2 separate regions of the Homo sapiens genome follow, and region 2 is linked to region 1. Evidence: read pairs that join two places in POLR2A ChIA-PET (ENCODE). Cell type or tissue: endothelial cell of umbilical vein. All regions are shown on one strand. Links, peaks and the distances in the headings refer to the core of each region. The heading gives the core; the rest is flanking DNA. Region 1 overlaps SPRY4-AS1 (SPRY4 antisense RNA 1). Region 2 has its middle 21 kb from the start of SPRY4-IT1.

Region 1 (12,129 bases), core at 2,621-10,620:
AATAAAGTTACATACCTAGGAAGGTGAAAGCAGCAGGCAGCCTCATAGGCAGGGCAGGAGGAGGAGGACCTAGGCATTGCTCTGCAACACTCCCAATATCACCAAGGGGCAGAGCAAGAGAAAAGCGAGCAAACAGACTTGTATATAAGTATTCATAGCAGCTTTGTCATAGCCAAGACCCATAAACAACACAAATGTCCACTTGCGGATGAATGGGTAAACAAATTGTGATATATCCAAAATGCCCCAGGGTGGTATTTCCCCTCCGAGAACCCAAAATCCAAATTTCTTTTGAAAATTATTTTATTTTTATTTTTATTTTTTTGAGATGGAGTTTCTCTCTTATTGCCCAGGCCGGAGTGCAATGGCGTGATCTTGGCTCACCGAAACCTCCACTTCCCTGGTTCAAGTGATTCTCCTTCCTCATACTCCCAAGTAGCTGAGATTACAGGCATGTGCCACCACACCCAGCTAATTTTGTTTTTTTAGTAGAGACAGGGTTTCACCATGTTGGTCAGGCTTGTCTTGAACTCTTGACCTCAGGTGATCTGCCTGCCTCGGCCTCCCAAAGTGCTGGGATTACAGGTGTGAGCCACTGTGCCCGGCCTTTTTTTTTTTTTCTTTTTTCTTTTTTTTTTTTTTCTGAGACGGAGTCTCGCTGTATTGTGGAGGCCAGAGTGCGGTGGCACGATCTTGGCTAACTACAACCACTGCCTCCTGGGTTCAAGCGATTCTCCTGCCTCAGCCTCACAAGTAGCTGGGATTACAGGTGTGCCCCACCATGCCCGGCTAATTTTTGTATTTTTAGTAGAGATTGGGTTTTGACATGTTGGCCAGGCTGGTCTTGAACTCCTGACTTCAAGTGGTCTACCTGCCTCGGCCACCCAAAGTGCTGGAATTGCACCTGTGAGCCACTGCACCTGGCCTTCTTCATAGATTTTTTTTTTTTGAGACGGAGTTTCATTCTTGTTGCCCAGGCTACAGTGCAATGGTGTAATCTGGGCTCACTGCAACCTCTGCCCCCCTGGGTTCAAGTGATTCTCCTGTCTCAGCCTCCTGAGTAGCTGGGATTACAGGCACCTGCCACTACGCCTGGCTAATTTTTGGTATTTTTAGTAGAGACAGGGTTTCACCATGTGGGCCAGGCTAGTCTCGAACTCCTGATCGTGATCCACCCACTTCCACCTCCCAAAGTGCTGGCATTACAGGCATGAACCACTGTGCCTGGCCAGATTTTTAAGTGTATGATATGGTATTGCTATCTATAGGTACAGTGTGATACAGCAGATCTCTAGGACTTAATCTTGCATAATTGAAACTTTATACTGTACCCATTGATTAGCGACTACAAATTTCCCTTTTGCCCCAGCCCCTGGTAACCCCATTCTCCTCTGATTCCATGAGTTCAGCAATTTTAGATCTCTCCTATAAATAGAATCATGCAGTATTTGTCCTTCTCTGACGGGCTTATTTCACTTGGCACAGTGTCCTTCAAGTTCATCCATGTTGTCATGTATTGCAGGGTTTTCTTCTCTTTTTAAGGCTGAATAGTATTCTGTTATATGTATATACCACATTTTAAAAATCATTCATCTTTGGATGACATTTAGGTTGTTTCCAAATCTTACCTATTGTGAATAAGTGCTGTAATGAACATGGAGTGCAGTTAGCTCTTTCACATCCTAATTTTAATTATTTTAAATAAATAACCAGAAGTGGGATTGCTGGATCATGTAGTAGTCCTATTTTTAATTTTTTAAGGAATTTCCGTACTTTTTTCCATAGTAGTTCCACCATTTTGTACTCTTACTAATAGTGTACCAAGGTTCCAATTTCTCCACATCCTCATCAATGCTTGTTGTCTTTTACAATTTATTTTTGTTTTCTTAAATAATAGCCATCCTGACAGGCTTTTAGTAGTATCTCATTGTGGTTTCATTTTGCATTTCCCTGATGATTAGTGATGTTGAGCATGTTTTCATACACCTGTTGGCCATTCATATGTTTCCTTTGGCAAAACATCTATTTGAGTCCTTTGCCCCCTTTTTTTTTTTTTTTTTGTAGAGATGGGGTCTTGCAATGTTGCACAGGCTGGTCTTGTGTATATACATTTATGTTGACCTTTTATTCCTCGTAGTAACCTTATGAAATAGATACTAATTATTATCTATTTTTAGATGAGGAAAATGGGACATGAAGAGGTTAAATAGGTTGTTAAAAATCACATGCAGGTAAATGGCAGAACTGAGGTTTATAAACCTAGATGGTCTGGTTTTGGAGTTCCTGCTCCTAACTGTTGCACCATATTGCCTCCCAACGTTTAAAAATTAGGAGCTTTCAGCTGGGCGCAGTGGCTCATGCCTGTAATCCCAGCACTTTGGGAGACTGAGGCGGGTGGATCACCTGAGGTCAGGAGTTTGAAACCAGCCTGAACAACATGGTGAAACCCTGTCTCTACTAAAAATACAAAAATTAGCTGGCTGTTGTGGCATCTGCCTGTAATCCCAGCTATAAAAGAGACTGAGGCAGGAGAATTGCTTGAACCCAGGAGGCGGAGGTTGCAGGAAGCTGAGATCGCACCATTTGCACTCCAGCCTGGGCAACAAGAGCGAAACTCCATCTCAAAAATAAATAAATAAATAAAAATTAGGAGATTTCCTGTCAAACCGTGGAGAGCTGGCTTCTCTTGAAAAATCAGAAAAAGAGAGGACACTGGGCCATATCCCCTGAGGTCACAATTGGCTCGTGCTGCATCAGGCCAGTCCCTTAGCGAGGTGGTGTTCTCTGGCTCACCCCCAGCCCCACCAGTCCCCCACTTCCCTGACTCTGAGTTCCTGTTCACTTGACCCAGTTCCTACACTCGTTTGTACCAACAGACACTTTAGTCTTCAACCCCTGGGTTAAGGTTGTATGATAATATTTATAGATATGAATATTTATACAAAGAATATTTATGCAAGCACCAGGCACTTTTGTTCTGAGAGAGGAAGTGTTTTCTTCCCCATTTTATGTGTGAGTAACTGAAGCATGGTGAGGGCCCGTACTCGCATGAGTAACAGAGACAGGGTTTGAACTGTGCAGTGCTTTCAGCTGTATTATCTCCCCTTCCTTTGTGGTCTGGGGGTTCCTGCATCCTGTTAAAGATTCTAGGCTGGGCGTGGTGGTTCACACCTGTAATCCCAGCACTTTGGGAGGCCGAGGTGGGCAGATCACCTGAGGTCAGGAGTTCAAGACCAGCCTGGCCACATAGTGAAACCCCATCTCTACTAAAAATGCGAAACTAAGCTGAGCATGGTGGTGTGCACCTGTAATCCCAGCTACTCGGGAGGCTGAGGCAGGAGAATCACTTGAAACTGGGAGCAGAGGTTGCAGTTAGCCGAGAGTGCACCACTGCACTCCAGCCTGGGGAACAGAGTGAGACTCTGTCTCAAAAAAAAAAAAAAAAAAAAAGATTCTAGGGGTAAAGTTGATCATTAGAGCAGATGAAATTTCGGTACTGAAGGAACCACATGTGAAGAAGCCGTACGAACAGCTCACTTCTGTTTTTGTCTATGCACTGAGTAGATTCTAGCCTTAGAGAGCATAGTCAGCTCTCTAGAACTATTTATTGAATGAAAAATAGACCAGGAAGAGTCACCTGTTGAGAGTCTCATAAAGAGGAGAGAAATCTGACAAAATTTCAAACAGCGAATCAGTACCTAGTAGAAATTAAAAAATTTTATTTACTGAATTTTTTTTAATAACTGGAGGAAATGCCCTGTTTGTTTTTTTTTTCTAGCTAGTATTAAGGATTTTTTGTTTTTGTAAGAAAATGATACAATTCTGGCCCATTTCTCAAGCAAGTTTATTTTAAAATTCCCACAATTCTCTTTAAGTGTTTTGGGAGTTGGAGCAAGTGATAACAAAAGCAGCTGAGAAATGAGGCTTTGGCCTGGTTATTGTCTAACCAGGTGGGTTGAGGTCCCTGAACTTTAAGAAGCTTTTGTGCTTCCAGCTGTACCAGGGGGATTAGTGGCTTAGTCCTACCTCATGGGAGCACATTTTATTGTTACTTCTCATAGAGCTGAAACCATAATGTTATGGTTTTTTATACAGCACCATCTGCTTCAGGCTCTCGACATGCTTAGAGTGTTTCCCCTCACTCCCCCTTCAAGTTTCTCCCTCCACATAAGTTCAGTATCTGGAAGAGTGAATTCACTTTGGGCATAGCAACAGATGTGCATGGTAATATGTAAAATGCAGTCGGTTAGTTACCAATCAGTCATGTGGTCATCAAATGTTTAATGCAGACAAGGCAGTGTGCTAGACTGCTGTGATGGAAACAAAGTTAAGTAAAATGTGGTTTTTGCTTTACGGGACCTAGTGGGGGCATATTATACAAAGACATACAAAAGGTTTAATAGCTGTAGGAAATAAAAAAGTTAATGAACATAAGTAGAAGAGAGTATATGCAGCTCATCATTAATTTCCAAATGAAGGCTGCAGTTGTTAAGTGCTATAGGAAGTCAGTGTTCTCTTTGATAAAGTTCCTTCTTGAGAAGCAAAGTCCAGAATGAATGTGCACAATGCAATTAGAGGGACACTTTGACAGGAACAAAGCTGCTTGTGTAAATGCAAGGTCTCTCTTCAGCATGGTCCGGAAATTCATTCTGTAACAAAGAACTGTAATTCCAAGTCAATGACACCTTCTAAATCCTCTCAGACTATGCCCAAAATTATAGAGAAGGAATGGCGAGTCAATTCCGTTCAGTCAGAACTGGATAGCTGTGTACTTTGCTCAAATGCCTGGGATCTAATGGAGATGGGACAGCAGCCAGGAGATAAAGCAAGTCAATACAGGCCTGGGAGAACTCTGATGCTGGAGCAGATAATGAGGAAGGGGCCAGGATTTGAAAGCGTGACCTCTAAGTCTTCCTGTGTAATGAACGGAATATAATGGAGGGCTGAGATCTGAGACCCTAGTGCACCTGTGTCTGTGGCTACCTGGTCAACAGCCTGGCTTTATCCCTAGATAACTTGGATGAGTGCTGTGGGAACTTGACAACCTTCAGGCTACCATTACTGCTTACTGAAAAGAGTAGAAGGCAAGAAATTTCCTCTAAAGGAAATAGGTGTGGGGCTTCGTGGTTAAGAACTTGAACTTTCATGTCAGGACCTAGCTTCCCCACTCACCAGCTGTGTGGCCTTGAGCAAGTCACTTACCCTTTCTGAGTCTCAGATTTATCACCTGAAAAATGGGAGAAAAAATGATATTACCTACCCTGTTGTGTTATTGTAAGGGTTAAGTAAGACAAGGGATTCAAAAGGCACTTAGCAGTGTATATGGCTCATGTGAGATCACAATAAATTATATGTTATTGTTATTAAAGATGATGAGGCAGGAGGATTGCTTGAGGCTAGGAGTTAGAGACCAACCTGGGCCCTCAGCTAAAAAAAAAAAAAAAAAAAAAAAAAAAATTAGCTGGGTGTGGCAGTACATACCTGTAAGTCCTAGCTAGTGGGGAGACTGAGGTGGAAGGATCCCTTGAGCCCAGGAGTTTGAGGTTACACTGAGCTAAGATTGCACTGCTGCACTCTAGCCTGGGCAACAGAGCAAGACCCTATTCCTCAAAAAAAAAAAAAAAAAAGAGTCATGAGGATAAATATTTTTAAATTACTATTTCCTTGTAGAAGTTCAGGAACTGGCTTAGAGACAAAGCAGGAATTATTCCACTCTTCCCCTAGGTTCTCCATGAGCAACCTTTGAGAAGATAGCTAACTCATGTTAGTGTTATAGTAACTCATGGTAGAGGGTGGGATGAGGTTTTATAGCAGGGCCCTCACTTCTAAAATCCAAACTTACATAAAGCTAAAAGGGCAGCTCTCTGAAGGCATAGGTGCAAGACTGCTGCTGAGGGACCAGAATATTTTTATTTCTCTCCCCTTAGAAAATCTTAGAGCAGTGCTTCTTAAGCTCTGACATGCAGATGAGTCAGAGCTTAAGAAGCACTGCTCTAAGACATGAACCTGAGATTCTGCACTTCTAACAAGCTCCCAGATGATGCCAATGCTACTGGCCCTCAGACTACATTTTAAGTAGCAAAGTCCTAAAAGGCCTTGGGTCATTTAGTCTAGTGGCATGACTGAACCCTCTCTATGACTTTCCTGAAAATGCTAATTCAGTTTTTTATTGAAAACCTGCAGTGATGACAAGCTCCCTACATGCCAGGCAGCCTTTTCTGTTTCCAGATGGCAGGCATGATAGGAAGTCTTTTTACTGAGCCGATGCTCACCTCCATATGACACCCATCCATTGGTTCTGGTTTATGACTTTGGCAAGGGGTGGGCGTTACACAGGTGATGCCTAATCCCGAGGCTCTGAACGCTGGTTTTGGTCTTCTACGGGGGTTGTCTGTGGATGGGCTTTGGCAGTGGTGGTGGAGGGGCAGCAATCCCCTAAAAATGTTTGTAGAATTTGGTTTCCATGTACAATTCCCTGCGGAGAGTTCCCATAGCTTTCAACAGTTTTTCAAGAGAGTCTGTTGGCTGTAGAAGATTAAAAAGCATTGGATTCCTCATGGAATGCCATATCCCTCACAGATCTTCTGTTTGGAAGGCTAGACCTTCTCAAGTTTTTGGATCTCTTGTTTATCTGAGTCTCTCTTTTTTTTTTTTTTTTTTGAGACGGAGTCTCGCACTGTCACCTGGGCTGGAATGCAGTGGCACGATCTCGGCTCACTGCAACCTCCGCCTCCTGGGTTCAAGCAATTCTCCTGCCTCAGCCTCCCAAGTAGCTGGGATTATAGGTGCCCACCACCATGCCCAGCTAATTTTTTGTATTTTTAGTAGAGATGGGGTTTCATTATATTGGCCAGGCTGGTCTCAAACTCCTTACCTCATGATCCACCCGCCACCTCGGCTTCCCAAAGTGCTGGGATTACAGGCGTGAGCCATCGCGCCTGGCCCTGAGTCTCTTTTATTTATTTATTTTTACATAAGTCTCCATGGAACATGGTTTCAGGGATCCTCGTAATCCTGATAGTTTTTCCTAGTATGTCTGTATCCCTCTAATTTTGGTACCCAGAATCATGTACAAGCTAAAAAGCCACCTGACCAGCAGGAAGGGTAAGCTGTCTGTCTTTCATTTGACCCGAGGCTTCTTTCAGTTCTTCCTAAAAGTGTAATATCTGCTTTGGAAACCTTGGTACACTTAATAGTGCTGTCAGTTTGGAATGTTTATGTTGCAGATTAAAAAAAAAATTTAAACAGAATTCGTTGGTGTATTTACAGGGCTGGGGGCAGCAGGGTAGCAGTGTCTTCAGGTGAGACTTAATCCAAAGGCTCAGATTCCTTTATCAAAGATCCAGCTTTCTTTTTCCTTCTTTCTTTTTGAGACAGGGTCTCACTCCATCACCCAATCACCCAGGCTGGAGTGCAGTAGCAAAATCTTGGCTCACTGCAGTCTCCATCTCCCAGGCTCAAGTGATCCTCCTGCTTCAGCCTCCCGAGTAGCTGGGACTACGGGTACATGCTACCATGCTTGGCTAATGTTCTTGATTTTTTTTTTTTTTAAGAGTTAAAGTCTCATTACATTGCCCGGGGTGGTCTAGATCTCCTGAGCTCAAGCGATCTGCCCACCTTGGCCCCCAAAATGCTGGGATTATAGGTGTGAGCCACCGCGCCTGGCTGCCAGCTTTTTGTTCTCTCTCTCTCCACAGTCACCAGAGTCCTGAGTCTTTTTCACATGTACTACATTGAGTCTTTTTCACATGTACTACATGAGTCTTTTTCACATGTACTATCTTCCACCATCCTGGATGGTTTGTGTGGTTTCTGGACTATGTATGCGGGATCTGTTCCTGTTATTTATTTCTATAAAGTATCTTGTTAGTCCATTGTCCTGATTATACCATCTCCCCTCTCAGACTCCCTGCCTAGTTTAGGGTCATCTTCAAATCTGATCAGCATGCCAGCAAATTAATGATGTTGAACCAGACAGGGTCAAAGACAGAGCCAACGACATGCCCCTCAGTTACTCCTGCCAGGGTTGGTGTCACATCTCCTTTGAACATGGATGAGCATTTCTCAAAGCATATTCCTTTTTTTTTTTTTCAATATCCTCTCTTGAGGTCACCTTTGGCAGGCTATTGATTGATTGATTGAGACATGGTCTTGCTATATTGACCAGGCTGGCCTTGATCCTCCTGCTTCAGCCTGAGTAACTGGGACTACAGGCACTGGCCACGACACCTGGTTCAAAGCATATTCTGAAGAATACCAGCCTGAAGGATACTCAATAACAGAGCCCTGTGAGCAACACTGGAGACTCAGAAGGGTGAGGAAGGAGAAAAGGGTGGATAGTGAGAAATTACTTAATGGGTACGACATCCATTATTTGGGTGATGGATACACTAAAGCTCAGACTTAACCACTACACAATATATCCATGTAACAACATTGCACTCGTACCTCTTAAATTTATACAAAACAACCCCAAACCAACCAGAGCCCTGTAATCAAATATGTTTAGATAGTGCTGTCTACCGTAATCCCTTCTGGAAGGCTCATGATGCTTATGAGCATATCACAAACTCTGAGAAGAAGTTGTTAGATGTAATTTTCCAAACGTAACTGACCATGAGGCTCTCCCCTTCCCTGCCATGATAACCTGTATATAAATGTTGTAGAGAGCACAGTCTGAGCAGTGCTCATGTGGATATTCCACCCGTTAACATTCCATTTAGTTGTGTTATCATCTGATTTCCTCTGTCATTAACCACAAGGGTGAAGTGACAGATGACATAAAGTGCCTTGCTGAAAACTGGTGTATCTTGCCAGCCTATCACCGATTCAGAAGGGAGTCTGTCTTCAGTTGGACACGATGCACCTGTTGCTGCTCTCATCCTAAGTCTGCCAGGTTGGCAGATTTAGGCACCCTGGCTGGGTACTTTTCAGGTGTTCTGTTAAGAGCAAAACCCAGACAGGCCTGGAGGCTCTCAGGAAAACCCAAAGCCAGGGAGTGGCCTATCATCAACCACAGTGGTCATAGTAACTGAAATTTAATAATAGTCCACAGTTATTGAATTTTTACTTTGTGCCAGGCCCATAATACATACTTCCTCTCCAAATCCTCACAAGAACCAGATGAGATGGGCAATACGACATCCTTACTTTATAAATGAGGAGCCTGACGCATGCAGAGCTTAGAGAGGTTACTCAAAGGGATACAGCTAACAACAAATGGAGCCAACTGTCAAACTCAAGTTTGACTCACTCTGTAGTCCATGTGTTCATCAGATTCACTCTGTTTTTTTTTTTTTTTTCACAATCGCACAATCATCAGGCATTTATTAAATGTCAGCTTTGGGTCTGGCTCAGTATTTGGTGAAATTGAAGACACGACAAAATATTAATAGACACAAGGAATTGACACTTTATTTGGAGGAACTTTTGTAGTTCAACGGAGAGAATACTTAGCAAGCAAATAGAAGTGAGTGCATGAAAACAGAGTGCCAAATGCCACATAAGTGGCACAGGATATGCTTCCGTGGCCTGCTCAGACCTCAACGGCCAGATCTCTACGGCTTGCTTTTAGAAATCCACTTGCCTATGGATGCCTCACTCCCAGTCTTCCGCTTTGTCCATTCTCACAAATTCCCCTGTTTGTCTTTGTCTTCCCCTTGTGTGACCTCCGCTTGTCCCCAGGGGAAACCACTAACCTCTTGGCTCCTCAGTTCTCGGTCTGTGGTGAACTCCCCGCTGACATCCACAGCGCTTGGAGGTGACCTAGTTTGAGTGAAACGCTGGCTTTTCAGTTATATATCCAGTAGGCTGAGCTGGCAGCTTGTCAGCAGGCTCATGTCACCTAATGACTGTGTCAATTCCCTCCTTGCCTAGCTTCCTGCGAGTAAATATCCTCAGGATGCTCTTGGAATCCAGAAGGTGTAGGAAGCCTGTGAGGTGGCCAAAGAGAAAACAGGAAAAAGAAAGGGGGAGAGAAGCAGAGAGGGCCTGCTCCTCCCTGCCAAAGTCAAAAAGAACGCACACCAGGGAAGAAAATGCTCTAAAACAGAGAGAGAAACTTGTGATGAGGTATCTCCCTATAGAACAGTTTTGCTCGAAAGGACATTTGTTTTTAAACAAAAAAATTTTTTTTGGCCTAGTCCGAGCTCTCATTTCCCCCCTCACGCCATTCCTTCCTGTTTGGCGCTTTTCAAGTGGTATTACTTCTCATCCACAATAGTGACCTGCTGGGAGTCATAGCGGAGACATTTCCTCTCCTGTGGCTCTAGTTGTATTTTTAATCATCGACCTCCCCCCTCTTTCTTTCCCCTCTGGTTTTCTTCATAAACATTTTCTTAAGGCTGGGCAGCAAAGCCTCAGGTGTACCCATCACGTCCCTCAAAGCTTAGCTGTGTTTGGGGTTGATTTTTTTTATCCCCTCTCCAGGGGCTGCGGCATCCAGCATTCTGCACCATGACCTCCCTTTTGCCCAGTGAGCTACAGCCTTGAGTTTGGATGGTGCATACTCAGCGGTTTGGCTCTTGCAGTCGAGGGGAATAGTAATTCTGTGAGCTCATTCCCAGGGGAGCTACTCTCAAGATTCTAGGCCCTTCCAGCCCCGTTGGAGTTGGGTTAAAGGTTTCAAGTGGCGGTAGAGACGCTTGCCTGTCCAGCCTTGCCTGGGGCCACACAAGGTCATCTTGGGAGACTGGTCAGCTCCATGGTCCCCTCCAAAGACTTAAGAAGGCAATGTTTAAGTTGCACAAACCACCAGGACAGATGAATTGGTTAAGAGTTCTCTGTCATTTTCTCCAAACAGGTATTAATAAAACCATGGATTCATAATCCTGAAGTTTAGCCTCAAATTTTTCCACCAGAATACTGCTACTTTTACTGAATGTATATCTCCCAGTGTTGAGAAGCAATTCTTCCCTCTCTTTAGTCCTTCCTTTGATCAGTTCATTTGTTCACTCATTCATCCATCCATCTGTATGTTCAGTCGATAAACATTTGTTGAGCAGTTCATGGCCACGCACTGGGTAAACACAACAAACAAGGCCCTGCCCTTTTGCGGTTTATGGTCCATGGGAAGAGACCGCCAAGATGTAAAACAGGAACATGTGGCCATCCACTGGGAACCCGCTATGGAGGGAATGGTGAGGATGCTGTAGTAGAGAAGCAGAATGGGGAGGCCCATCTGAACTCAGACACAAAGGATGTGAAGGAGCTGACAGGTGGGGAGCTGGTAGGTCTACTGAACATTCCCTGCAGACGGTCAGCAGGTATGCACATATATGGCGGGGGGTGGGGGCAGGCTGTTAGGTACAAAACTTTAGCAGTCTTAATCCAATAGGACCCTTGGGGGAAGAATGTCACCATATCAACTACTCAACTTTTGAATGCCAGGGCCCGCCCATGGCAGACAAGAAAAAGATCCACAGCATCTGCCCCTATTCTGCGTACCCACCTGGCCCCACCAAGTTTTATATCCTTGACTGAGTCTGTGATGAACTGTCGGCAGATGTTCATGTGCTGTCTCTTCAGTCAGGTCTGTAATCTCTTGGCAAGCCCATTCTGTCACTCTCTCAGTTCCTGCTGTTGATCCATTCAAGGGAGTGGTTTCCTGAATCCTATCACAGTTTTATGGTACTTGGAGCCCAAAGTTATAACAAATGTTTGCATGATATATAATATGTTCCTTACAATATGCTCACTTATCTATATTAAAAGGTATTAACCACCATTCATAGCAAATGGAACTATGGCTCCAAGAGGATAAATAACCTACGGAGCTCCAGGCTGGTGAAGGAGAGGAGCTGGGAATCACTCCTGCGTTTTCTGGCTGTTAAGTGACTTTCTCACCAATTTGAGTTGCAATTACTGTCATGGATACCAGTTGGGTACAGTTTCTGTTTGGAGTCTTCTTGGGAAGGGATAGAACAGTCAAGAAACTGCCCCACTATCAAACCCACGGAATCCAAAGAATTTGCATCCACAAATCTCCTGCCTCTCATGAAGCCCATTCTGCTTGTCCCACCCTGGTGAGACTTTAAAGCTGATCCCTGAGCTGAAATGACCGGATGGAGTGAGCATTATGTATTATGTTGTTATTTAATAAAGGGTGTGTTGTTCCCTACTTGGCAGTGG
Region 2 (12,129 bases), core at 2,125-10,124, 130 kb before region 1:
ACTGGCTTCACCATTTACTATTTGGGTGGTAATTTGCTTAAACTTTGAAGGCCTCAGTTTTCTTATCTGTAAAATGACAAAAAATAATAGTGCCTCATGGTTTTGTGGGGAGGCTTAGGTGATGAGCTAATCCATTTCAAGTGTTTGGCATCTGGCCTGGCATATAAAAGGAACACCCTGAATGTCAGCTTTTACTATTACTATTGTTGACTTAGCAAACAGTGATCATTAACCCACTGTGTGCCATGCATTGTGTTAAGTGTTAGTGTGGTCCTGCCTTCCAGTAACACTCGACTAGTAAGAGAATGTCTTAGTCTATTTGTTCTGCTATAACAAAATCCTTGAGACTGGGTCCTTTATAAACAATAGAAATTTATTTATGTATTTATTTATTTATTTTTGGCCGAGTCTCACTTTGATGCCCAGGCTGGAGTGCAATGGCGCGACCTCGGCTCACTGCAACCTCCACCTCCCAGGTTCAAGCGATTCTCCTGCCTCAGCCTCCTGAGTAGCTGAGATTACAGATGCCCACCACCACGCCCGGCTAATTTTTGTATTTTTAGTAGAGACAGGGTTTCACCGTGTTAGCCAGGATGGTCTCGATCTCCTGACCTCGTGATCCTTCCGCCTTGGCCTCCCAAAGTGCTGAGATTACAGGCGTGAGCCACTGCGCCTGGCTAAACAATAGAAATTTATTTATCACAGTTCTGGAGGCTGGAAAGTCCAAGATCAAGGTGCTGGCACCTTTGGTGTCTGGTGAGGGCCCCGGTCTTTGCCTCCAAGATGGCATCTTGAACACTGCATCCTCCAGAGGAGATTAATGATGTATCCTCACATGGTAGAAGGGATGGACGGGCAAAAGGACCTCACTAGTTCCCTCCAGCCCTTTTATATGGTCACTAATCCTATTCATAAGGGTTCTGTCCTCATTATGTAATCACCTCCTAAAGGCCCCACCTCTTAATACTGTTGCATCAAGGATTAAGTTTGAACATAAATTTTGGAGGGGACACAAACATTCAAACCATAGCAAAGGGGATGGACATTAAACAAACAGTTATAACACAGCATGGTCAATGAAGTGCAGACAAATGCACTTACCACATGTCAGGCACTCTTTGAAGGTCATTACTTACCTTATTTAATCTTCACAACTGTCTCATGAAGCAGGTACTATTTTCTCCCTCCTTTTAGATGCAGAGACTAAAATGCAAGAGGGGTTAAGTAACCTCCCTACACCACCCAGCTGCTGTTGGAGGTGGGATGAGAAACCAGGCAGCCTACACTAAGTGGCAGAGGGACACCTGACCAGCTTGACACAGGAGAGGCTGCATGGAGGAAAAGATGACCGAGTTGACCTTGAAGGTCAAGTACATCAAGTAGGAATGAATAGGAGGCAGGGGATTCCAGGCAGAGGGAGCAGCATGTGGAAGTTTCTCTCTGCTGTGCAAAGCTCAGAGTTTAACCTGGTTTCCTTTGTCTTTAAAATGGGAGTCACATGGGCCAGGCACAGTGGCTCATGCCTGTAATCCCAGCACTTTGGAAGGTCAAGGTGGGCGGATCGTTTGAGCTCAGAAGTTCGAGACCAGCCTGGACAGCATGGCGAAACCCCAGCTCTACAAAATAAATAAATAAATAAATAAACAAAATTAGCCAGCCAGGTGTGGTGGCACACCCTGTAGTCCCAGCTACTCAGGGAGCTGAGGCTGGGGGATCACTTGAGCCTGGGAGGTCAAGGCTGCAGTGAGCAGGAGTGGGTGACAGAGCAAGACCTTGTCTCAAAAAAAAAAGGGAGGAGTCACTTTGTAGTGATAATAATTGTGAGGATGAACAAATGTATATATAATATGTAAAGTGCCTTACACAGTGCCGTGGTGCATGAACGCCCAGTAAATTCATTCATTTGTTCATTTGTTCATTCAACACATTTTTATTAAGCACCTACCATAAGCCAGCTTCCTGGGCACTGGGAATATAATGGTGAGCAAAGACAAACTCCTTGCCCTCATAGAGCTTACATTCTAGTAGACAAGACAGACAATAAACACCTAAAGTAAAAAATGTAAATATAAAATAAGAGCAGGTAGTGATGAAATATAAACTAGGCTAAGGGGAGGTGGGAGGTTGAAAGGTGGACTATTTTGGACAGGGAGGTCAGATAAGCCCTTTCTGGCCGGGCACAGTGGTTCACGCCTGTGATCCCAGCACTTTGGGAGGCTAAGGCAGGCAGATCACCTAAGGACAGGAGTTTGAGACTAGCCTGGCCAACATGGTGAAACTCTGTCTTTACTAAAAATACAAAAATTAGCCAGGCGTGGTGGTGAGTGCCTGTAATCCCAGCTACTCAGGAGGCTGAGGCAGGAGAATCGCTTGAACCTGAGAAGTGGAGGTTGCAGTGAGCCAAGATCATGCCACTGCACTCCGGCCTGGGTGACAGTGCCAGACTCTGTCTCAAAAAGGAAAAAAAAAAATAGATAAGGCCTTTCTGAGGAGGTAGCAACTAAACAAAGACCTGAATGAAGTGAAGGAGTGGCGAGCCATGCAAATATGTGGCCAAAGAGCTTTCCAGACCAAAGGATCAGCACATCCAAAGGCCGGGAGACAGAACATGCTGGTGTGATGGAAGGACCCTGAGGAAGGCCATGTGGCAGGAAGGAAGTGAGTAAGAGGTAGGGTGGGTGGAAGAGATACAGTCAGGGACAGGTCACTTGGAGCCCATGGGCCACTACGTGGACTTTAGACACTGTTTTAAAGGAAAAGAGAAGCCTGGGGATGTGGGGGAGAGGGGGTTGAGCGGAGGAGTAACTTCTGATTTTGTGCTAGGTGTTAGGTATGGCTCCAGCCTCCCAGCGCCACCCAATCTAATGAGAGATGACTGTTATGCTTTGTTTTGAGACAGAGTTTCGCTCTTGTTGCCCAGGCTGGAGTGCAATGGCACAATCTGGGCTCACTGCAAACTCCACCACCTGGGTTCAAGCGATTCTCCTGCCTCAGCCTCCTGAGTAGCTGGGATTATAAGCATGTGCCACCACCCCTGGCTAATTTTTTATTTTATTTTATTTTTTAGTAGAGATGGGGTTTCTCCATGTTGGTCAGGCTGGTCTTGAACTCCTGACCTCATGTGATCCTCCCGCCTTGGCCTCCCAAAGTGCTGGGATTACAGGCGTAAGCCACCCCGCCCAGCCAGAGGAGATGACTGTTAAACAACCAGTGTGGTAAGTGAAACAATAGACAAATCAGAATGCTAGGACTTCCTATGCCAGGCACTCTTGGAAGGCTGTGACTTCTTTTATGTCATTTTCACAAGTGTCTCATGAGGGGGGTACCATTACTCTCTCCCCTGTTCAGATGCAGAGACTGAAGAGCAGAGGGGTGAAGTAGCCCAAGGCCACCCTGCTGGTAAACGCTCCCAGCTGATTCCCTCGGGGAGGCAGGGGGAGACCTGTTTAGAGATAATCCAGAGAGAGAATGGTGGCTTGGAGGATGGTGGCAGATGTGGAGATGGTGAGAACTGATAGGATTCTGGATCTGTTTTGGCAGAGGTGGTGAGAACAGATCCAATCATTTGAATGTACACCTTTAATTTTCAATACACGGCCGGGCACGGTGGCTCATGCCTGTAATCCCAGCACTTTGGGAGGCCGAGGTGGGCAGATCACGAGGTCAGGAGATCGAGACCATCCTGGCTAACACGGTGAAACCCCATCTCTACTAAAAACACAAAAAATTAGCCGGGCGTGGCGGCGGGCCCCTGTAGTCCCAGCTACTCGGGAGGCTGAGGCAGGAGAATGGCGTGAACCCGGGAGGTGGAGCGTGCCGTGAGCCGAGATCGTGCCACCGTACTCCAGCCTGGGCAACAGAGCGAGACTCTGTCTCAAAAAAAAAAAAAAAAAAAAAATTTTCAATACGATTTTGCTGCTGGATCAGATGTACGGTAGGAAATAAAGAAAGAAGCCAAGAATGAGCCCAAGATTTTTGGCCTGAGCTACCAGGTAAATTGAATCTTAGATGAGGAAAGCTGTAGGAAAAGCAGGCTGGGAGAGAAACCGAGACTTCGGCTCGGTTAAAACGCGTAAAAATACGCGTTTACGGAATGAATGAAAGCAGCCGCCGAATGCTGGGCACCCACCCTTCTCACGCTCTTTCATCGCAGTGGAGGGACATCTGCGGTTAAAATGGTTGAAAAGTGCTTTTTAGTCAAGTCTTTCTCACACACACGCCTCACCCCCACCCCTGGGTTCCAGAGAGAGAGGCCCATAGCTGTGTGACCTTCTCACTTTGTTTTTACACCTTTAACTTTGTTTTGGCAGCTTTGACCTGAAGGCAGCAGTTCCAACCCGGTTTGTATTCCTGGGTCAAGGAGAGGCTTCCTGCCTGGAACTCTTCCCCTGGCTCCCCTTGAAACCCCCATCCCTGGGCTTTTCTTTGTATGTAGATCACGGTCCTGTAGTCCCTGGCAAAGGCAGAGGTGGGTTGGGGGCCTGCAGGGCTGGGAAGTGTGAAGTTTCTCCGCTGTTAGAGGAAGCCCGGGTGATTCAGTGAGCTGGGCGCTATCTTTAGGAAGGAAAACATCACGTAGCGGGGGATCTCTATCCGGGCCATTTGTCTGCCTGCTCCCTCCCCAGGGAGGTCTTCCCAGAGGCCTGGCAGCCCCTTCCTGCTCTTGCTTAAGCCGTGTGACAGGCGTCTTTAGTTCTGAATAACTCTAGACCTGTAGATCCAGTTCATCCCCGTCTTGTGTTATTTGAGCAATTCTTGCAGATTTTTCTTTGGTCTCTTTTTTACGGTGTGCATGTGCATGTAAGGACTAAGTCCGGGAAGCCTGCTAGGTAAAACCACAGTGGAGGCTCAGACCCCCAAATTTCAAACCAGGTTTCAGCTCAAACATCACCTTCTAAGAGAGGCCTTCCCTGACCACTACCTGCATCATTTGCTACCTTGTTACCGGACTTAATTTCCCTGCAGCATTTTTTACTCTTTAAAATTATCCTGACCATCTATTTCTTACGTACCTGCTTCTTGTCTGCCTCCTTCACTCTAGAATGTATGCACCCTCCATGATGGTCTTGCTCCTTACATAGCCTGAGCCCAGGCCTGTGCCTGGTACATACTGGGCCCTCAGTCAAGGTTAGTTGACCTGGTTGACCTTGACCTGGTTGACCAGCTGTAAGGCCCTCGGGGAAGGCCAGTTAGCAGGCACTACCTCTGCTCTTGTTTGGATCTCTGCTAACTATAAGAGGATCTGAGTTATAATTTTTCCTTTTTCAGCTGTGGAGCTTCCCTGACCCTTTATCAGCAGGCAGTGGGGACTCTGGGGAGCTTTATCAACTCTATGCAAGAGAGAAAGCCACTTTTGTCCCTCCTTTTCCCCTCGAGAGCTTCTCATATCATCTCAGCCTCTGCCTTCCTGTGTCTCTCTAGATCTGTGCTCTCAATTTGTCCCCACCCCACATATCACTGTGGTTCTCCCCGTCTGCCCTCCGTTTCTCTATTTCTGTCTCCCTCTTCTCCTCCTTCTCCCTCAGCTCTATGTTTTCTTTCCTTTATTGAGTTCTTACCTCATGGTAAATGCTATACACAGACTCTCACTGACCTCTGACAAGAGTCCGTGTGAGAGAGGTCATTATTACCCCCATTTTCCAGATGGGGAAACTGAGACGTGGGGAGGCTCCTTTAGTGTCAAAGCAGTGCTTGCAGGTTGTTGGGTTTTTTCTTATCCCAAGGTCAGAGAAACTTGGGGAAGTCAGAGCTAGAAGGTGAGAGACAGCTATAAACTGCCTCCACCAGGTCATCTGTGTCATCTGCTAACTTCAGCAGATCCTTTTTGGGGAAGAGGTGGTAAGGCAGATGGAAATAAAGCTTTCTTCTTATTCAGTCTACCAGAAATATGAGCTCTTCAAACTTTAACATGGAGGCAGAAGGGCCAGGATGAATCAGGTTAAACCATGATCTCCCAGACTGCATTTTCAAGAGACGTGTGGGGCAGCCTTGGAAATAGCTACTCCCCAGCTCGCCTGGCCTGGATAAGTTATTGTTAAAGAGTAAAGGGAAATGATCCTAATGGATTCCGCTTCCGGCCTCCCCCACGGAGTGGGCTGGTAACCGTTATTTACAAGGCTGCCTTATTCATGGCCACTGAAGCTAGGAGAGGCAGGATGGAGACAGAATCCAACAAATGGTTTATTTATATCTACATCCCAGACCTCAAAAGGAAAATTCCCATACTTAGACATTCCTAGATGGCCTGCGACACAGGATATTTAAAGTAACAATGGGCCAAATTCTTGCTTACATTTTTGGCAGGGCTCCAGTCTGAAAGTCCACAAGAGAAAGACTTGGGCTGTATAACATGGAGGGAGGGGGGACTGTTTCTAATTTGAGACCTGTTTAAGATCTGACTTCCCCCTCCTTCCTGGAGTTACAAGGAAAATATGATTTTGATTTTAGAGACAACATTCCATGTGATCCACTTTGGAAGATTTTAGAAGTTGAAGCTCTGTGCCCTCCCCCTTGCCTTTGAGAAAAAGGGGGTTGTTAAAAGAACTAATAGAACACACTTTGAAAAACCCTAGAACTCCTCTTCCATTTCTTCTACCTGTGTCAGGGGTTGGCGAGGGGAATAGCCACTACCTATGGGCAGTCTAGTAGCCAAACCCTCTGAATGCTGCAGATGACCATATAGAGCTGAATATGGTTGTCTACAAAATAGTCATTGAGCCATTTAAAACATGTCTTTGTGACATTAGTTCCAAGGAAAATCTCAGGAAGGGTTTTTAATGGTGACTTATTAGCCTGGGCAACATAGCAATGTAAAAAATCAATTAAAAAAAAATTAGGGCCAAGCATGGTGGCTCACGCCTGTAGTCCCAGCTACTCGGGAGGCTGAGACAGGTGAATCGCTTGAACCTGGGAGGCAGAGGTTCTGGTGAGCCAAGATCACGCCATTGCACTCCAGCCTGGGCAACAGAGCAAGACTCCATCTCAAAAAAAAAAAAAAAATTAGCCAGGTGTGGTGGCAGGTACCTGTAATCACAGCTACTTGGGAGGCTGAGGCAGGAGAATCGATTGAACCCAGGAGGTGGAGGTTGCAGTGAGCCAAGACTGCACCACTGCACTCCAGCCTGGGCAACAGAGCAAGACTCCATCTCAAAAAAAAAAAAAAAAAATTAGCCGGGTGTGGTGTCACACACCTGTATTCCTAGCTACTCCGGAGGCTGAGGTGAGAGGACTGTTTGAGCTCAGGAGTTTGAGGCTGCAGTGAGCTATGATTGTGCCACTGCACCCCAACCTGGTGACAGAGTGAGACCCTGTCTCTAAAAAACAACAACAAAAAATAGTGACTTATTGTACTTATAGTCAAGGTGAATTTTTTCCCAATAACTTTATTGAGGTATGATTGACATATAAAAAGCTGTGCATATTTAATATATACAATTCAATGAGTTATGACCTTCCCAACCCTATGATAATTCTAAACACCAGCCTTGTAAAGAAATAGAAAAATGTACTAGCTCTGTAAGTTAGGAAGCCTTTGGCTGCCAGTCATAAACCAGCTCACCCAGCGTGGCGGCTCATGCCTGTAATACCAGCACTTTGGGAAGCTGAGGTGGGTGGATCACCTGAGGTCGAAAGTTTGAGACCAGCCTGACTAACATGGAGAAACCCCATCTCTACTAAAAATACAAAATTAGTCGGGCGTGATCGTGTGCATCTGTAATCCCAGCTACTTGGGAGGCTGAGGCAGGAGAATTGCTTAAACCCAGGAGGCAGAGGTTGCGGTGAGCCGAGATCGCCCCATTGCACTCCAGCCTGGGGCAACAAGTGCAAAACTCCATCTCAAAAAAAAACAAAATAAAACAAAGAAACTTCCCAGAAGTCCCCCTAGATTTCCCCTCACCTCCCATCGGCCTGCACTGCATCACATGCCAACACCTGGTACAGTCACATTTGATAAGACTCCTCTGGGTTTTACAGCTGGAGACGTGAATAGGGTTATTCTTCCCTGAGTCACATGGGAAGGGGGTGAACTCCAGAACAAACGTGGGGCAGCAATAAAAAATGAAGGATAGCTATCAACCAAGGTGTCTGCCACAGTGGCTGTGATCAAAAAAATGTGGAAGCAATGTAAATGTCTATCAGTGGGGGAGGGGTTCATTCATTAAAAGAAAAGAAAAAAGTACTGATAGTCAATATAGTGATAACCAATATGGATAACTAGGTAGTGTCTAGAACCTGCAGATAGAGCAGTGAATAAAACTGCCTTTGATTCAGTGGTTCACGCCTGTAATCCCAGAATTTTGGGAGGCCGAGGTGGGCGGATCATTTGAGGTCAGGAGTTCTAAGCCAGCCTGGCCACAATGGTGAAACCCCGTCTCTACTAAAAATACAAAAATTAGCTGGGCGTGGTGGTGGGCGCCTGTAATCCTAGCTACTCAGGAGGCTGAGGCAGGAGAATCGCTTGAACCCAGGAGGCAGAGGTTGCAGTGAGCAGATGCCAGCCTGGGTGACAGAGCAAGACACCATCTCAAAAATAAATAAATAAATAAAAAATAAGCAAATAAAAATAAAACTGCCTTTGAAGGGGAAAAGACAGATAGCAAATAAAGTAATGAGCACATGTGTGATATAATTGCAAATTGAAATAAGGACAGCAAAGGAAAAGACAGCAAAGGAAATAAGGACAGCAAAGAGAATATCAGGGCAGCCCAGGAAGGCCTTCTTACCTTCCTGAGGGTAAGAAGGAGTGAGCCGTGGGTAAGGGAGTGGAGGACTATGGAGTATTCCTGGCAGCAGCAAGAGCTTCTGAAGCAGGAAGGGCTCAGAAGCAGGAAAGGGCTGCTTAGCTTCTTGAGAGAGTTATAGGAGGTGTGGGAAGGGGCACAAGATAAGGGTGGGAGAGGATGGAGGTAGCCAGGGCTAGATTAGGTAGGGTCTTACAGGCTTCAGTAAGAAGTCTGACTTTATTCCTAAAACCAATGAGAAGGAACTGAAGTTTATTGTTTATTTATTTATTATTATTATTATTTATTTGAGATGGAGTCTTGCTCTGTCGCCCAGGCTGGAGTGCAATGGTACAATCTCTGGTCACTGCAACCTCTGTCTCCTGAGTTCGAGCGATTCTCCTGCTTCAGCCTCCCGAGTAACTGAGATTACAAGTGTGCACCACCATGCCCAGCTAATTTTTGTATTTTTAGTAGAGACGGGGTTTCGCCATGTTGTCCAGGCTGGTCTCGAACTCCTGACCTCAAGCAATCCGCCAGTCTCAGCCTCCCAAAGTGTGGGGATTATAGGCGTGAGCCACCGCACTTGGCCTGTTTGTTTTTAATTATTTTTAAACCCTTTTTATTTTGGAATAATTTTTGATTTACAGAAGAGTTGCAAAGATGGTACAGAGAATTGCCCTATATTTTTCAGCCAGCTTTCCCTAATTTTAATATCTTACAAAACCATGGTACATTTATCTAAATCAGAAATTAACATTGGCACAATCCTGTCTAGATTTTATTCAGATTTTACCAGTTTTTCAACTACTGGCCTTTCTCTGTTCCAGGATCCAGTCCAGGAAAACATTTACTTATCATGTTTTTCCCAGTCTGTGACAATTTGTCCGTCTTTCCTTGTTTTTCAGGACCTGGACACTTTTGAACAGTACTGGTGAGGTATTTTGTAGACGGTCCCTCAATTTGGGTTTGTTGGATGTTTTCTCATGATTAGGTTAAAATTATGAATCTTGGGAAAGAATACCAGAGGTGAAGTGTCCCTCTCACCACATGATATCAGGGGTATCTGATAACATGACTTCTTATTTTTGAGGCAGGGTCTCGCTCCATTGCCCAGGCTGGAGTGCACTGGCACCATCATGGCTCACCGCAAGCTCCAACTCCATGGCTCAAGGGATCCTCCCACCTCAGGCTCGCAAGTAGATGGGATACAGGCGTGCGTCACCATGCCTGGTTAATTTTTTTGGCATTTTTTGTAGAGACAGAGTTTCACCATGTTGCCCAGGCTGTTTCGAACTCCTGGACTCAAGCAGTCCGTCCACCTCAGCCTCCCAAAGTGCTAGGATTACAGGCGTGAGCCACTGGGCCTGGCCAATATGACTTATTACTGGTGATGTTTAACCTTCTTCACCAGGTTAAGGTGGCATCTGTCAGGTTGTAAAGTTGCTATTTTTCCTTTTCATACTCTGTTCTTTGGAAGTGGGTTACTAAGTCCAGCCTACACTCAAGGGGAGGGAGAAACTAGAGGGTTTTAAGAAGGGGAGTGACAAGAAAGAACTGGATAAATAAATGATGGTCACTGTGTAATACTCCAAGTTGTGCAGATGTGAAGCTTACAGCCCAGTCAAAACTGTGGATTTTAAAGGCAATATCCTTTTATGTCTCCTCCTGTTTATTTTCTTGGTTATCTTTAAGGTGAATCCCACACCATCTAGGATTTTGCCCTAATTCAGAGATATAGCACTTGGCAGGTCTTCTGAGGCAAAGGGAACGTCCTGTGCCCCTCAGTGCCTCACAGCCTGCCCTGTGTCTGCCCCTTCCCCCTGACCCCACTTCATGCAGGGACCCAACAAGTCTCCTGTTTTTGCTCACTGGCCTCCTGGGCAGGGCAAGCAGAGGGTGTGGCTAGTGTGGTCCGGGTGTGGCTAGTGTGGTCCAGGTGAGGTTTGTGGCTGGGTGTGAGAGCAGAGCCTGTCACAGGAGGCGGTAGAAAGAGGAGGTGATAAGACCATAAAATGAACGACAACACAATACCAGCTATTATAAAAGACAAGGTGGAGCTAGAGGTGTGGAAGGATATCCATGTGTAATGTTACACAATACACAGAAAAAAGCATTTTGCAGAACGGCTTGGTGCAGTATGATCCCATGTATGGTTTTAAAGATAGAAGGGCAATGCCTAGCACATAGTAGACGCTCACTATTTGTTAAATGAATCAATGCATGGTATATACCAAAGTGTTACACTAAAGCTGGGAATACGGTGGGGAGAGTTTTATTTTTCCTGCTGTTTTCCTTTTTGCAATAGTCATGTTATTTTAACATGACATTACTGATCCTTAATGTATCTGTCTGGTGGCCATACATGCTTTAGAAGGGCCAGGAGAACCACATGGCATAAATTCCTACAGTGGCCTCCTTTTTATTCTTCTTAAAGGTATTCATCACAGGCAAGTGACAAAGGGAGCTAAGGGGTGGGAATCTACCAGGTTCAGTTTTGGAAACTACGGGTTTTGAAGACCTTTTACAGCCCATGAGTGATTCTACAATGCAGTCAAGGCTTCCGGCTCAGGCCTCTCCCCCTATACACCAACCGTCCCCATAATTGGTAACCACAAGACACCCTGCTGATGCCTCTTCCCAGTGTCCATGGGTGGGTGGCTGGGTAGAAAAGCAAGGGTCTAGGGTCAGGCCTACACAACCTTGGGCATATGGTTTCATCTTCTAGATCCTCAGTTTCTTCATCTGTAAAACTGGGGTTATAAAAGTACTAATGCAGCCGGGTGCAGTGGCTCATGCCTGTAATCCCAACACTTTGAGAAGCTGAGGCAGGTGGATCACTTGAGGTCAGGAGCTCAAGACCAGCCTGTGCAACATGGTGAAACCCTGTCTCTACTAAAAATTCAAAAATTGGCCGGGCACGGTGTTTCACGCCTGTAATCCCAGCACTTTGGGAGGCCAAGGTGGGCAGATCATGAGTCCAGGAGATCAAGATCATCCCGGCCAACATGGGGAAACCCTGTCTCTACTAAAAATTAGCTGGGTGTGGTGGTGCGCGCCTGTAGTCTCAGCTACTCGGGAGGCTGAGGCGGGAGAATTGCTTGAACCCGGGATGGAGAGGTTGTAGGGAGCTGAGATCACACCACTGCACTCCAGCCTGGGTGACAGAGCAAGACTCTGTCTCAAAAAAAAAAAAAAAAAAAAGGACAGAAAGCACTTTGTTGGTTCACATTGTACTCAGCACCCTGGCACATGGCAAATACTTAAATGTCAGCCATACAAGTTGGAAGCTGGTACTATATCGCTATCATTATGGCTATGCAGTGGAAACACTGCTACATAATCGTAGCAATTTTTTTTTGAGACAGGGTCTCCCTGTCACCCAGGCTGGAATGCAGTGGCACGATCT

Evidence for each region. Peaks named below come from ENCODE experiments on the same cell type or tissue, not always from the same donor. Only the 100,000 strongest peaks of a DNase experiment are listed, where the experiment ranks them.
Region 2: POLR2A ChIA-PET joins it to region 1 with 14 read pairs; 2 of 35 experiments call an interaction of 5 or more read pairs at or near these places.

The regions. Positions count from the first base shown.
Region 1 is chr5:142,416,661-142,428,789 of GRCh38, forward strand. All of the region lies in intron 3 of SPRY4-AS1 (SPRY4 antisense RNA 1), which reads left to right. Among named protein-coding and RNA genes, the nearest start is that of SPRY4-AS1, 97 kb to the left of the region's middle. In endothelial cell of umbilical vein, for the core only: no CTCF peak of the experiment used is centred there; DNase peaks (open chromatin) are centred at 9,851 and 10,121; H3K27ac peaks cover 1,986 bases.
Region 2 is chr5:142,291,025-142,303,153 of GRCh38, forward strand. No RefSeq gene overlaps it. Among named protein-coding and RNA genes, the nearest start is that of SPRY4-IT1, 21 kb to the right of the region's middle. In endothelial cell of umbilical vein, for the core only: no CTCF peak of the experiment used is centred there; DNase peaks (open chromatin) are centred at 2,637, 4,567 and 6,167; H3K27ac peaks cover 4,666 bases.